2 separate regions of the Homo sapiens genome follow, and region 1 is linked to region 2. Evidence: read pairs that join two places in POLR2A ChIA-PET (ENCODE). Cell type or tissue: Panc1. All regions are shown on one strand.

Region 1 (5,000 bases), 210 kb after region 2:
AAACTTTATTTCACTTATGACCCCAGCCAGTATTTAAACAAAAATGCCTAGAGACTGGCACACTGCTCTGTAATAAGGAATAAAAAGCAATAGCAAAAATAATTATAATAAATGATAAACTCATTCCCAAAGTCTTTCTTAGATCTTAACTGAAACGACTACCATTTAAACTCATTTCTTCTCATGTGGTATCAAGTATACACATTTTTTCTTATGAAATGTAATAGTCATGTAAGTGAAATGGACAGTACTTTATTCTCTAGTAATTACTTTTCCAGATTAAAATTTCTGTTGGAATGCCACAAATAAATATTATTAAATATAGTGAGAAAAAATAGCAACAAAGAATCATTACATTTTTGTCAACCTGAATTCCTCAGAAAATTCTGGGTCCAGTGTGTCTCAAGCTCCTTCGAAGAAAAGTTTTATGTAAAATCAAGTTATCATTTGTCTTTTATTAATAGCTTTACAGAATGGGCTCCTATTAACAAATTATAGCTATATCATTGTTAGCTATGTGTTAATCCTTGGATCATTTTTTTCCCTAAAATGTAGCCCAAAGAATGCTGGTTCTTTGGAATGTTAATAGGTATTCCATGCAAAAAGAGTATTGTGGTCCCATAAAATTGGGAAACATGAGGTTAAAGATAGTCAGACTGATTTTTATACCATTAAGCCACCTGGAGTCACTAACACGCTGATGTGCCTTATGAATCTTTAAGAAGGGGGAATGCAGTTAGCAATGTTTCCCAAACTTCCTCAGAACCCCTTTCTGCAGAATAGCTCACAGAACTATATTCGGAGGAACACACTTTAGGAAATTTTGCTTAAGTGCTGGATTTCATAACAATTTTAATGGAAAATTTTCTAGACTATATTACATACTTTCCTTCATTAGTCACATTTTACCATAAGTTACTGTTTTTTGTGGGGGATTGGGACATCATAATAGCTCTACTTTATGTGATGCGCTGTATGGGGTCTGTGAGACATGCAGATGCCCACGCTTCAGATAGCTGCTATGTGTTCAAAATAGTATTTCTGCTGCAGTTTCCTCCAGTCATTTCTATTCACCACATTCTTTAAGTCTGTGTTCACAATCCCCCTTGTCACTGCTGCTGCTAGAACTACCCTTTTATCATCCTAAAACCCCTTCCAGCTCTGCAAATTATGATCCCATGTATGCCTTTTCTTCCTTCCTTCCTTCTTTTCTTTTCTTTCTTTCCTTCCTTTCCTTCCTTCCTTCCTTTCTTTCTTTCTTTTTCTTTCTTTTTTCTTTCTTTCTTTTTCTTTCTTTCTTTCTTTCCTTCCTTCCTTCCTTTCTTTCCTTTCTTTCTCTCCCTTTCTTCCTCTCCCTTTCTTCCCCTCTCTCTCTTTCCTTTCCCTCTCTTCTCTTTCTTTTTCTTCTGTGTTCTCTCTTTTTCCTTAGGCCCTGCCTGTCCTGAGCTTTGGCAGCAGGGTGCCTTGGCTTTTATCAGAAGCCAAATGGCTACACTGTTTTCTCCAGGTTATTGAATCAACCAATCTCAGCTTTGCTTCCACTCACACTTGGAAACTTTTCATTTAGTTCCCTTTCCATATTCATATCTGTCCTGTACAATATACTCTGTACAGTTTCAATCTTTTGAAATTGATTGAAACTTATTTTATGGCCTAGGACATCATTTATGTTGGTGAATGTTACATGTGCATTTGAAAAGAATGTATATCCTACAATTGTTGGTTTGTGGTGTTCTATAAATGTTAGGCCCAGGTAGCGGATGATGATTTTCAGCACATACTGATTTTTTAAAAATTAATTGTTCTACCAATTACTGAGAAGAGGCTTTTAAAATCATCAACTCTAATTGAAGATTTGTCTATTTTTTCCTTTAGTTCTGACAATTTTTGTTTTACATATTTTGTGTTAATATTATTAGAGACATTCACATTTATTATTGTTGTGTTTTCCTGGTTATAAGAAACTTTCATCTGTTTAAGACTCTTTCATCAGTTTCATCTGTTTAAGAAAAATCTCTTTTCCTCTCTCATAGTTCTTTTTGTCTTAAAGTCTACTTTGATATTAATATAATTACTTCATCTCTATTTTGCTTACTGTTTGCATGGTATATCAGTCTTTTCTGTTGTTACTTTCAACCTGTGTCTTTAAAATTAAAATGCATTTCTTAGAGTAGCATTTAGTCATGTCCTGTTTTTTAAGTTCAGTCTGATAATCTCCGCTTTTTGAGTGTTTAGTTCATTTCCATTTAATGAAATTTAGATATGGTTTGATTTAGAACAACTGACACAGGACTTTCCTTGTCTACTTTGCCAACTGGGGACCTCCACAACTGGCGACATACACCCTGGGCCTTGCTCAGCCCTGGGCCCTGACGCTGGAGGTGCCCTGCCCACTCAGCCCGCCTAGGTTACATACAGCTTTTGCCTGTGTTCAGTTGTTCCTGAGCTCTTGTCCTGCGTCCAAGAAGAATGAGATCATGCTAACAATTTGAAGGTTGAGGAGGGCAGAGAAGAATTTTATTGAGCAACAGAACAGCTCTCAGTGGACAGGGGATGTGGGGGGTGGTTCCCCACCACCAGTTGGGTGGTTTATCTTCCAGTCTTGCTGGGTCTAGGGCTTTTTATGGACTCAGAATGGGGAGTGTGTGCTGATTGGTTTGTGATTATGCAAAAGAGGTTAAAGGGAAAACACCACTCAAAGGTGGGCATGACAATGTAAAAAACCAATTAGGAAAGGGTAGGTGTATGTAAAATAGGTGAACAGTGGGTTCAATCAGAGGAAAGCACACCAAATGGGAAGAAAGGTTCTCAATCTGGTCCAAGGATTTACCTGAGACTTGTAGCTAGGCTTTAAATTGTCTCAGCCTTCGTCAGTTTTCACTGGGGACCTGCCCCTATCTGCCTAATTATTTATCTGCCTCCTGCCACTATCACAACTATCTTTCTATTTGTTTTCTATTTATCCCATCCATTTTTTGTTCCTTATTCTTTGTTTTCTGACTTAGGGTTACATTTTTTTTTTTTTTTTTTTTTGAGACGGAGTCTTGCTCTGTCGTCCAGGCTGGAGTGCAGTGGTGCGATCTCGGCTCACTGCAAGCTCTGCCTCCCAGGTTCACGCCATTCTCCTGCCCCAGCCTCCCGAGTAGCTGGGACTACAGGAACCCACCACCATGCCTGGCTAATTTTTTGTATTTTTAGTGAAGACGGGGTTTCACCGTGTTAGCCAGGATGGTCTCAATCTCCTGACCTCGTGATCTGCCTGCCTCAGCCTCCCAAAGTGCTGGGATTACAGGTGTGAGCCACCGTGCCCAGCCAGGGTTACATATTTTAAAATAATTTTTAACATTCCATTTTAAATCTTTTATGGCTTTTAAACTATACCTCTTCATATTATTTTTAGTGGTTGCTCTAGGAATTACAATATTCATCCTTAAGTTACCAGAGTTTCTTTGGAGTTAATATTGCACCAGTTCACATAAAATGTAAGGAATTTGCAACTATTGACCTCCCAATTTTTTGTGCTATCGTTATCATCTACTTTACATATATTATAAAATGCACACTGTATAATAATTTTTGTTTTAAATAGCCAATTGTCTTTGAGAGAAATTAAGAGAAGAAAAAGATATTATCTTTTATATTTGCCATATATATCTGAGTTGTCATCTGAAGTCATTTTCTGTCAGCTCGAAGAATGTTTTTTAAGCATTTCTTTTTTTTTTTTTTTTTTTTTTGAGATGGAGTCTTGCTCTGTTACCCCGGCTGGAATGCAATGGCGTGATCTCGGCTCACTGCAACCTCCACCTCCCGGGCTCAAGTGGTTCTCCTGTCTCAGCCTCCCAAGCAGCTGGGATTACAGGTACCCACCACCAGGCCTGGCTAATTTTTGTATTTTTAGTAGAGATGGGGTTTCACCATGTTGGCCAGGCTGCTGGTCTCGAACTCCTCACCTTGTGATCCATCCACCTCAGCCTCCCAAAGTGCTGGGATTACAGGCGTGAGCTACCACGCCCAGCCTCAAGCATTTCTTAAAAGAAAGCTCATGCCTGCTGGTAACACTTGCCTGTCTTTTGTCCAAAAAAAAAAAAAAAGTCTTTAGATTGGCCAAGCACAGTGGCTCACACTTATAATCCCAGCACTTTGGGAGGCCAAGGCGGGCGATCATTGAGGTCCAGAGTTCGAGACCAACCTGGCCAACATGACAAAACCCCGCCTCTACTGAAAATATAAAAATTAGCCAGGCGTGGTGGCACATGCCTGTTATCTCAGCTACTCAGGAGGCTGAGACAGGAGAATTGCTTGAACCCAGGAGGCGGAGGTTGCAGTGAGCAAAGATAGCTCCATTGCACTCCAGCCTGGGCAACAGCAGTGAGACTCTGTCTAAAAAAAAAAAAAAAAAAAGAAGTCAAAAAAATATTTAGATCACCTTTATTTTGAAAGATTTTTCACTGGGTATAGAATTTGGGGTAGCCATGTTTTTTGTTTTTTGTTTTTTCCTTATTCAGTGCTTTAAAGTTCCATTGTTTCTGATGAGAAGTCAACCATTATTCACATAATTGATCCTCTGTGGGTATAATGGATCTTTTTTTCTTTTCTGGCTGCTTTCAAGATTTTCTTGCCTTTGACTTCCAGGGGTTTGATTATCATATGCTTGAATGTAGTTTTCTTTGTGTTTATTCTGCTTGGGGTTCATCGTATGAGTTTCTAGGATCTGTAAGCTTCTGTTTTTTTAACAAATTGAGCAAGATTTTGGCCATTGTTTCTTTAAATATTTTTCTCTATGATTCTCTCCCTCCTCTCCTTCTGGGGCTTCAATTACATGCAGATTATACCACATGACTTTGTCCTACAGGTCACTGAAGAACCATTATGTAAAATTTTTTTTCTTGTTATTCGGATTAGGTAATAGCTATTGATTGCTCTTCAAGTTCCCTACCCTTTCTTCTGCCTACTCAAATTTGCTGTCAAACCTATTTGATTAATTTTTTATTTGAAATATT
Region 2 (5,000 bases):
TGCTTCCTGAGTGCTGGCTAAGCAGTGGAAACATTGGGCAGGTGGGGTTGTGTGCCCTTGCCCTGAGAGATGGCCGTCACTTTGGAGTGAAGGTAAGCAGCATTGCTTCACTCATGTGGAACCCACCCGCCTTCCCACCTCCTCAGCGCTGGAGGGTCCTCTCTCTCGCCCACTCCCTCTGACATGCCTCTGAGACTGCCTGCCCGATGGAAATATCCAGCATGTATGAGGGAGGTCCTGGCCAAAACTGAACAGCTTCTCATGGAATTGGGCCCCTCATCACCTACGGTTATGTGTGGCGCACAGATGGCCACTCTGCAAAGAGGCCCACCCAGATAGCTCCCTCACCGGGGGCAAGGAACAAGCCACCTTCAACTGATTACATGTCATATTGGGTGGACCTCTTCGTCCCACACCCAATAAAGGGCTTTACCATTTTTCAGTAGCATCCTTTCTTAAGAGAAACAAAAAATAGATTTGAATACCAGTCTTTAAAGGGGTAGTTGTCATTACTTCGCAGTTGACAGATGGGGAAATGGAGGTTCAGGGTGCGTTACCTGCCTGCTCTAAGTCATATGGTGAGTGGGTTGCGAAGACCTGACTCCAACCCAGAGAATCTTGACTTTGACTTCATCCTCCCCTCCTTCCACCTGCCAGTACCCAGTCTTTATCTAAATTTAGGGGGCTTGAGAGGCCATTCTTTCTATTTTGGGTACCTTCAAACAGGTAAGCACAGTTTTCTTTGAAGTTACCTCTGCCTCCATGTGGGAGAGTATCAACAAACAGTTCCCCCTTCCCCCTCCAAAAGCACTCTCTGCACAGTCACCCCTAGGCCAGGAGCAGCCTTGTAATATGCCACACATGTTGTTACTGCCTGTGGCTTTTCACACCTCCTGTCTCAAATATTGGAGCTTTTTTGGCTACAGCCCTGTGATGAAGGCAGTGTGGGTGCTGTTGACCCTATCTTACCCATATGGACACTACATCATCTAGGGTCACCCTGTTGGTTGGGATCTGGAGTAAGCCCAGAGGCCAGGATTCTGACTTCTGGTCCAGTGCTCTGCCCTAGGCCTTGAGCAAATGTGTATCAAGTTGCACTGACAATCTTTGAATTCCTGGAACTCATGCCATGAGCACTTCCAGGAGCACCTTAGTGCTTCATTACAAAGATGATGAGACGTAGGAAAGTCTTTTTTTTTTTCCCACGGAAGCAGAATCTCACCCACACCCGCAGATTTTGTTGTGTCCCTTCAGCACTGAGCTGTGTTCTCAGAACAGAACAGGTAGAATAGAGTCAAAATGCAAACAGAATGGCCTCCCTCCACAGTCTGCTTTGATGGAAATGTGATGCCAAGCAAACAGAAAAGTTGTTTTGGCTCCATCTCTGAGGTCATTTAGTTGCTATTTCCATCTACTTTGAATCCACATCTGCTGTGTGCTCAGAGCCGTGCTGGTTGCCAAAGAATCCAACAAGAAAAAGGCATGGCCCCCTTTGGGGCGCTTGGGTCCTCTCGCAGTGCCCCAAGCCCAGGTGAGAGACATGCCCTCTGGGCCGTGATTCCCTCATCAGTAAAGCAAGGAAGATAATGTCTGGTTAACCACCCTCCTGGAGTCATGGCAAGGCTGATACAGATTCAGTGGCATTAACTCATTTGTTCATTCAGCACATTTTACTGGCAACTTATGCTGTGCTGGGCTCTGGATATAGTAGTGAGCAAAGAGGAAGCACTCACAAGGGTAACACTGCAAATGCTAGGAGTCATGCATGAGAAGTCCAGGGAGCCTGATTCCATTTGAGCAAGGGGTGGTGGTCTGGGAAGGTTCCCCCAAGGAAAAGACATAGGAGCCAAGACCAAAGGGTGGGTAGGAGTAATCAGAAGAGCATGTCTCTCATCTCTGGACTTCTGTAGAGAGACTTCTGTAACCACTGTACCCTCTGGAAGTGGGTACAGAAGTCCAGAGATGAGAGAGATGTTTAACAACAGAGAGAAATCCACCCGAAGGACTTTTTACATCTCTCTAACATCTCCTGTTCAGTTTATCTCAGCTGGCCTTTGCTGAGCACCAGTTAGTTGCCTTGTGCATCCTTGGGTGATGGATTATGGAGATGGCAGTGGTTGACACTGTCTGAGAGCAGCTCCCAGATAAACCAGCGCACTGTGGTTGATGGGCTGCCTCCAGGTAGAGAGTGAGGCCCTCCAAGCACATCCTGGCCATCCACATCTTCACATTTGCAGTGCCTAGCACACAGTGGACAAAAGGGATATACTGGACACGTTGTCCTAGGATGCAGATTCCTACCAGGCCTTCAAGGCTTGTAGAAATCTTCCCTAAAACTGATCATGTGGCCTCCGGTAAGGAATCTAAGCTTTTGAATCTTGGATCCATCTCGGGCACAGGGATAACGGTGGCGCCCATCTCACGGGGTGTGTGGACGTTGTCTCAATAATGACTGACGTGCTGAGCAAGTACCTGGCTGGAGAAGCGTGTGGTAAAGGGGAGCAGCTGTGATTATTATGGGTATCATTCCTAGTGGTTCTGCAATTAGTCTTGACAGTAAGTGCTGCAGGACTTCAGACAAGGAGAGGCTACAGGTGTGGAAGTGCTCCTCAAAGCCTGTGGGACCTAAATGGGCACAGTGAAGGAGAGTCTTAGGTGGAAGCAAGAAAACTGAGCATCAGGAAGGGAGCAAGACCCTTGGTGATGGGGGTATCTGTTCTGCATGGAGGATAGATGACTTCTCAGCCATTGGGAAACCAGCTAACCAGCTTTCTGCTTGATGGTTGTAGTAAAATCCCATGATTAGTGACAATGGCATGCCAGGTTTGAAGAGCAAAGGTCAGGAGGTGAGAAAGCAGATAAATGCAATGTTTATCTTGAAAGAAGTTGTCAACTACTTGGAAATCCCCAAGCTTACTTCCTCCAGGAAGCCATTCTGGACTACTTCACCCAGTTCTCATAGCTCCCGGGCCCTCCATCTTCCCAGCACTGAAACACACACTGAAAAGGGCATTTTTCTAAATATGTCTCTGCCTCCCCTTGTGGAGGGATGTGGCTCCTTGAGATCTGGGGTCACGGCTGGCGTGTTTCGTGGAGTAGCTAGAAAGAGTAATAATCCTTTTTGAATGCACAGCATTTACAGAGGCCTCACAGGCTGAAAATGGTAATTAGGATACACAATTGGGTCTTTTGACCTCAAATCCAGGCATTTTCCCACCTTGTGGGCCTCACTCAAATGATGACCCCAGGTTCTGCCTGTGATGAATGAGCAGGCATGGTTTTGTTCTGTTAGGATATGACGGTAGAAGAGAGCTGTTTGTCAGAACCAGCAGTGGCTTCAGATCTTGAAAGTCCAACTCCTTCATTTTACAGAGGAGGAAACCTGTGCCCCAAAGCAGGTCCCCCCAAGTTCCAGCCCAGTGCCACCCCACTGCACAGAGCAGCTGTCTCCTTTTGATCATGAGGAAGCCACCAGGTCCCTGGTGGAGTTCAGCAGATGTGCCGGGTGGGCGACTCTGGTGGGTGTGAGGATGTTTCCTTTCCTGCTGGGAAGTCCTCCAAGCTCTTGTGAAAGAGATGTGGTTTGTCGAGCATGGATTTTCAAACTTTCTTTATAGAGAGCTGTTGTTAGCTTAAAAATGCCTGGAAACATGATCAAGTGTAATGTTTTAATGATAACATAGAAGCACATAGTACTAAGCACATGTAATGAGAATGTACAGAACTCTCTAGTAAGAGTCTGAAATTTGGCCGGGTGCAGTGGCTCATGCCTGTAATCCCAGCACTTTGGGAGGCCGAGGCGGGTGGATCACCTGAGGTCAGGAGTTCAAGACCAGCCTGGCCAACGTGGCAAAACCCCGTCTCTGCCCAAAATACAAAAATTAGCCGGGCGTGGTGACGGGTGCCTGTAATCCCAGCTACTCAGGAGGCTAAGACAGGAGAATTGCTTGAACCTTGGAGGTGGAGGTTGCAGTGGGCTGAGATCGCACCGTTGCATTCCAGCCTGGGCAACAGAGTGAGACAATGTCTCAAAAAATAAAAAAGAGAGAGTCTGAAATTCATTCTTTCAACATGCTTGTGTTGGGTGCTGCCTGGCACAGCAATTGGTGCCCACTAACTCACAGCGTCGGGGAAGATAGGCACGGAACAAGTCATCTGGTGTGGTCCCTGCAGTGGGGGAGCCCAGTGAGGGCCTGTCCAGCCCAGCTGAGAGGAGACTGAGAGAAGGCTAGGTGGCATAAGTAAAGATATGGATAGCGCTTTCCTCTTCAGAGTGTTTATTACCAGGGTTAGATAAAGCAGATCTCATGTATTTTCTGCTACTAAGTAGAAGTTCTTGTTTTGTTTGATTTCTGGTGGGCTTTGATATTTTCCAAAAAGATAATAACTCATTGTAGAGTAAGATCAGGACTGGGGCCAGCAGACTTGGGTCCAAAGGTGTGTCATTTTTATACCAGACTAGAATCGGGTGAGGGGAGATGTAAAGAGATCACTATTGTCACGGAAGGCGCTGGAAGGAGCTCTGCTTAGAAAAAATGCCTTTCTCTAGGAGGTTTTCATCCAGCATGGGAACACAAAACACCAGTTTAAAATAGCTAGGTAAGGCTTCACAGTCTCTCAATGTGATGTGGGTGTCCTGAGTCGTGAACATCCCATTGTGCAGGATAAAATGCTGGTTTCTGAGCTGTCTTTCAAGACACAACCCAAATGCTGTCTTTGCCATGGTGCCTTCCTTGGGAACCCAAGCCAGGTGAGGTCTGCCTTTTCTCTGATGTTGCCTAACTTTTCCTCTTTGTGTCCCTTGAGCTCAGGGACATGCATCCCCTGTTGTACCTAGCACAGAATCATGCACAAGCAGGTGCTTGTTAACTGTTGGTGTGTACCAACAAACATTTACGGAGCACCTATTAGCAGGAGCACAGGCCAAGGAGCTGGATAGATGAGCGTGGAGTTTGGGGGAGAGGTCTGAGCTGAGATATACATTTGTGAGTCATCATTGT

Evidence for each region. ChIA-PET counts read pairs that join two places held together with the same protein. Peaks named below come from ENCODE experiments on the same cell type or tissue, not always from the same donor. Only the 100,000 strongest peaks of a DNase experiment are listed, where the experiment ranks them.
Region 1: POLR2A ChIA-PET joins it to region 2 with 5 read pairs; 3 of 35 experiments call an interaction of 5 or more read pairs at or near these places.

Annotation. Positions count from the first base shown.
Region 1 is chr15:67,320,228-67,325,227 of GRCh38, forward strand. The region is part of intron 4 of IQCH (IQ motif containing H); the gene reads left to right. Among named protein-coding and RNA genes, the nearest start is that of IQCH, 68 kb to the left of the region's middle. In Panc1, no CTCF peak of the experiment used is centred here; no DNase peak of the experiment used is centred here.
Region 2 is chr15:67,114,062-67,119,061 of GRCh38, forward strand. The region is part of intron 1 of SMAD3 (SMAD family member 3); the gene reads left to right. Among named protein-coding and RNA genes, the nearest start is that of SMAD3-AS1, 30 kb to the right of the region's middle. In Panc1, no CTCF peak of the experiment used is centred here; no DNase peak of the experiment used is centred here; H3K27ac peaks cover 5,000 bases.